2 separate regions of the Homo sapiens genome follow, and region 1 is linked to region 2. A link is an interaction called in ENCODE POLR2A ChIA-PET data of the cell type or tissue named here. Cell type or tissue: Caco-2. All regions are shown on one strand. Each heading gives the region's core, and the rest is flanking DNA. Links, peaks and the distances in the headings are about the cores only.

Region 1 (2,914 bases), core at 188-2,687, 55 kb before region 2:
TTATTGCTGGTACATAGGAATTCACCAGTTTTGCTAGTTGAATTTGTATCCATAGTAGATGAACAATATGAAACTGTAGATAACTGACTGATTTTGATTTACAAAATGGCAAGTGCATATGGTTTAACCTAATATAACGGTTCTTGAAGACGCACAAGCAAAAAGCCGAAAGAAAAATGAGCAATGGATATCAACTGTCTGTTTTTGGCAAAAAAAAAAAAAAAAAAAAAAAAGGGCATACAAACACATGAAGATGCTTAATTTCACTTGTAACAGTTACGAGAAATCAGACAAATACAAATCAAAATAAGGTGCTGCTATTCTCCATGCAAATTAGAAAGGATTCAAAATGTTGACAATGCCAAGTGTGGAGACAGGTGTCCTCTTGTACAAGAGGTAGGGATATAAACAGGTACTATCTCTTTGGAAGGTGATTTGACAAGGCCTACAGAAATCCTAAACACATATATCACTGCCATTTGTGTGTGTGTGTTTACGACAAGGCCAGATAAGCATCTTTGCTTGTTTATGCATGAAAATATACTGGAGCCAGGGATAACATCAGCTGCCTCTGAGGAGGGGCACTGGGTGCCTGGGGCAGAGGTGGGTGACTTACCATAATCCCTTTTACCACTTAAATTCTGAACCAAGTAAATGCATTAACTTGCCAAAAAATAAATTTTGAAAACATGAAGAAAAAAGAAAAAAAGCCTGCCCTGTAAGTTAGTAGGATAAAGGACAGTAAAGAGTAGAAAAACCAAATCTCCAAAGATAAGGGCAGAATCATGACTCACTCAGGCACCTCTGCTCCAAGCCCTGCCACCTACATAGGCTTGGGGCTCAGGAGGGGGAACCCGTGTGCCGGGCTGAGAGTGGTCGCATGGCCACATCAATTGACCCCAGGTCTCGAAGGCAGGGCCCAGCCCACCCAGCCACTGGCTTTCCACTTGCTCATATCCAACCCCCACCACCTACCTGCTCCAGGCAGTCCCATTTTGTGTCCCAGCCTCTGGTGAGAAGGCCTTTCTGGAGCAGTCTCTACTAAGGCAACACAGCCTGCTTCTCTCTCATACCCAGGGTATCTAAGGACCCTCTCTGAGACTGCTCCTCTATTCCCAGCCTCTGGCTGCAGAGTGGAAATGGGGAAGGCGGGGACAGCCAGGGTCAGTTACACCAGGCCCACCTCTTGGGCCACGGGCCACCTTGGTCCAAGTGAGCAGGTGACCAAGCCAGACTCGCAGTCCCCTCCTGGGAGTGCAGAATCAGGAGGGGAATGAGAGCACCTGTCTCTCTAGGCAGCTGAGGCCGTGTGCTCTCAGGAGGCTTTGGTGGCCTTGCTGTCTGCTATCTGGCCACCAGGGCAGGGATGCTGGTGGGCAGAGCTTGCAGAAGGCAGATGCCCAGAGAGGAACCGACTGAAGAGTCAAAGAATGCTCCCCAACATTTGAGCCCCTGGTTCCCGTGCGCTTCGGGGGCCCAGCTTTGGGACACTCTGCTTTATGAGGCTGGCAGATGGCTGCCAGTCTGTTACCCATACCCTCTCCATCATAAAGACAGACACTAAACAATAAATAACAACAAATAACAAGTGCTGGCCGGGGAGAAGCTGGATCCCTCCTGTATTGCTGGTAACAATGTAAAATAGTATAGCTGCTTTGGAAAACCGTCTGGCAGTTCCAGAGTCACCATTTGACCCAGCAATTCCCCTCCTACAAATATAACCAAGAGAAATGCAAACATAGGTCCACACAAAAATGTTTACACAAAGGCTCACAACAGCATTATTCACAATAGCCAAAAAGTAGAAACAGTCCAAATGTCCATCAACTTTTAATTTAAATAAAACGTGGTACATCCCACAGTGGAATATTATTTAGCAATAAAAAAGGAATGAAATACTGATATATGCTCAACATGAAGACCCTTAAAAACATGATGGACAGAAAAATGCCGCCACAAAAGACCACCACTTGTGTGATACCATTTATGTGAAAAGTCTAGAATAGGCAAGTGGGTAGAGATAAAGTAGATTACTGGTTGCCTGAGGGCGGGGGAAACGAGAATGGGGAATGAGTGCTAGGGGTACAGGATTTCTCTAAGAAGGGACAAAAATGTTCTAAAATTAGTTGTGATGGCTAAGTATATTTAGTTGAATAATAAAAAACATTGAATTTTATACAGTAAATGGGTGAATTGTAGGGTATGTGAATCATATCACAATAAAGCTTTTTTTTTTTCTTTGAGACAGGGTCTCACTCTGTCACCCAGGCTGGAGTGCAGCGGTGCAATCTCGGCTCATCACAACCTCCACCTCCCAGGTTTGAGTGATTCTCCTGCTGCAGCTTCCCAAGTATCTGGGATTACAGGCATGAGCCATCACGCCTGGCTAATTTTTGTATTTTTAGTAGAGTCGGGGTTTCACCATGTTAGCCAGGCTGGTCTCGAACTCCTGACCTCAGAAGATCCGCCTGCCTCGGCCTCCCAAAGTGCTAGGATTACAGGCGTGAGCCACCGTGCCTGGCCAAGAGTGGCTCCTTTAAAACAAAACACAAAACACCTTCCTCATTCAGAGCAGACTCTGTACACATTCTTCCAAGTAGTAATCTTTTTTTTTTTTTTTTTTGAGACAGGGTCTCACTCTGTGGCCCAGGCTGAAGTGCAGTGATGTAGTCTCGGCTCAGTGCAGCCTCGACCTCCGGGGTTGAAGCGATTTTCCCACCTCAGTCTCCTGAGTAGCTAGGACCACAGATTTGTGCCACCACACCTGGCTAATTTTTATATTTTTGGTAGAGATGGTGTTTCCTTATGTTGCCCAGGCTGGTCCTGAACTCCTGGGCTCAAGTGATCTGCCCACCTTGGCCTCCCGAAGTGCTGGGATTTAATCTTTTTTTTTTTTTAATAGTTTTTTTTTCCC
Region 2 (2,914 bases), core at 257-2,756:
TATATACATATGTATATTTTATATACGTATATAAAATATACGTATATAAAATATATATAAAATATACATATATATACACATATACATATATATAAAATATACTGTATTCTTAAAGTAAGCCAGAGAAAAGAAAATGTTATTAAGAAAATCACAAGAAGGAGGAAATATATTTATTATTCAGTCTGTGGAAGTGGATCATCATAAAGGTTTTCATCCTTGTCATCTTCATGTTGAATAGGCTCAGGAGGAGGAAGAGGAGGGTTTGGCAGAGGTGGAAGAAAATCCACGCGTAGCTGTTCCCATGCAGCTTGAAACCGTGTTGTTCAAGGATCAAGTATAATTGCCTAATCCAGCCTTTTAAGATCTCAGGCCAAAAATGTTGGAATCAACCTCAGCTCTTTTTTTTCTCTCGCTCTATATTCAATCCATCAGCAAAATCTGCAGGATCTATTTCAAAAACATATTGAGGCTGAGCATGGTGGCTCATGCCCGTAATTCCAACACTTTGGGAGGCTGAGGCAGGAGGATTGATTGAGCCCAGGAGTTCGAGACCAGCCCGGGCAACACAGTGAGACCCCATCTCTACAATAAATAAAATAACTAGGTGGGCGTGGTGGTGTGTGCCTGTAATTCTAGCTACTCCGGAGTCTGAGGTGGGAGGATCCCTTGAATCTGGGAGGTTGAAGCTGCAATGAGCCATGTTTGCACCAGTGCACTACAGCCTGGGTGACAGAATGAGACCCTCTCGAAAAAAAAAAAAGAAGAACAAAGAAAAGAAAAAAAAAGCCTGTGGTGACATGGACAACACTGCCTGAAAGGGGCCCTGTGTTTGGCAGGGAGGGAGGGATCATGGGTGGCAGAGGCCATGTAGCAGCTCCTCCAGAGGCAAGTCCATGAGACTTCTGGTGACATTGTCTGAGCCTGGGGTCTCTGGGACTGAATGAGATGTGGCAGCCCAGCTAAGCTCCTACTTGATTTATGCAACCAAAAAGCTCCAGGTGTTGAGGACGGATATGTATGTGACCTGAGAAGGCACAATACAGAGTCCCTGCCCCTCACCCAATTCCCAGAGCTCAGTCTCCAGCCTGGGTTCCCAGGAGTGCAGGGGAGGCTGGAAGTCTTGAGAAAAACCCCATGCTATCATCACGAGGATGGACTCTCAGTCGTCACCTGGGCCTTCCCTAAAGGTGCATGTGGATGTTTACCAGAGTAACTGTGCACTGGACACAATCTTTTTTAAAAATTATTTTGTTTGTTTTTGTTTTGAGACAGGGTCTTATTACTCTGTCACCCAGCCTGGAGGGCAGTGGTGTGATCATGGCTCACTGCAGCCTCCACCTCCTGGGATCAAGCAGTCCTCTCACCTCAGCCTCTTGCACACCACTACCCCTGGCTAATTGCTTATTTTTTATTTGTGTAGAGATAGGGTCTTTCTCTGTTACCCAGGCTGGTCCCAAACTCCTGGATGCCAGCCATTCTCCCACCTTGGCCTCCCAAAGTGCTAGGTGGCGTGAGCTACTGCACCTGGTCTGGACACGATCTGAGCTCATGCAAATTCCTAGGAAGAAAAAAAGAATTGTTACTGCAGTCCATTTGTCAAATGGGTGTTTTGGGCATCAGGTGATAATAGGTGGACTTTGGGCCCAGGGGCATCTTGTGTGACCGGTAGGTCTGTAAACACATCCTGTGGCTGCTGTGCCTTAACAACTTTCAGAATCTTGGCTGGGGCTCTTTGACCCAGGAGAGAGTGCTGTTACTGTTGGAAGAGCTAAACAGAGACCTCTGGGTTCCTCCTGTCTATGAAAATAGTTTATTAAAAGCTGCACCACATCCCTGTTTGAATTTCAAAGATTAATACCACCATCAAAGACTTCAAAGATGCAGAGGTCATCCGTACTGTGGCCTCGCGGACTTCACATATTTAGCCTGTAGACAAGACAGCTGATCCTTGGGTACTGGGAAATTTAATAAGGTGGTGACTTCAAATGCAGCTCTTCCATAGACCCTCTCCTTACTGATACAAATCATAGACCCTGGTACCTGGCATTCAGCTATTGATCTGAATAGAAACAGGAAACACTAGGAATTTTATTTTTATTTTTTGAGACAGGGTCTTGCTCTGTCATCCAGATTGGAGTGCAGTGGCACTATCACGGCTCACAGCAGCCTCTACCTCCCAGGCTCAATCAATCCTCCCACCTCATTCTCCCAAGTAGCTGAGATTACAGACATGCACCACCACACCCAGCTAATTTTTGTATTTTTTTGTAGAGATGGGGTTTCACTATATTGCCCAGGCCGGTCTCAAACTCCTGGACTCAAGCTATTCACCTGCCTCGGCCTCCCAAAATGCTGGGATTACAGGTGCGAGCCTCTGCACCTGGCTAGGAGTTTTCTTTTAAATTGATACATAATTTATATACCATACTCGTTACCCTTTTAAAGTATACAATTCAGTGATTTTCAGTGTATTCTCAAAGTTGTGCAACTATCACTATGCTTTCTTTGGAACATTTTTATGACCCCAAAAAGATCCAGAAGTTTACTGGTACCTGACAAGGAACTAAACACTCCTTTGGTACCTTGCCTTGGAACGATGTCACCTCTCTGGTTCTGGGCCACGACATAGAGAACTGTGCCACCTCATTGTCCACTCAGACATCTTACAGGATGCGCTTATACCTCAATGCATCCCGTGGTGCTCAATGTGTCTGTGGTGGCTTTGGAGCAAAGCCATACCCTCTTCTTCTTCTTTTTTTTTTTTTTTTGATATGGAGTCTCACTGTGTCACCCAGGCTGGAGTGCAATGGCACGATCTTGGCTCATTGCAACCTCCACCTCCTGGTTCAAGCGATTCTCCTGCCTCAGCCTCCCGAGTAGCTGAGACTGCAGGTGTGTGCCACCACGCCCAGCT

Evidence for each region. Peaks named below come from ENCODE experiments on the same cell type or tissue, not always from the same donor. Only the 100,000 strongest peaks of a DNase experiment are listed, where the experiment ranks them.
Region 1: POLR2A ChIA-PET joins it to region 2 with 6 read pairs; 3 of 35 experiments call an interaction of 5 or more read pairs at or near these places.

The regions. Positions count from the first base shown.
Region 1 is chr2:121,263,261-121,266,174 of GRCh38, forward strand. All of the region lies in intron 2 of TFCP2L1 (transcription factor CP2 like 1), which reads right to left. Among named protein-coding and RNA genes, the nearest start is that of TFCP2L1, 20 kb to the right of the region's middle. In Caco-2, for the core only: no CTCF peak of the experiment used is centred there; no DNase peak of the experiment used is centred there.
Region 2 is chr2:121,318,481-121,321,394 of GRCh38, forward strand. No RefSeq gene overlaps it. Among named protein-coding and RNA genes, the nearest start is that of TFCP2L1, 35 kb to the left of the region's middle. In Caco-2, for the core only: no CTCF peak of the experiment used is centred there; a DNase peak (open chromatin) is centred at 1,651.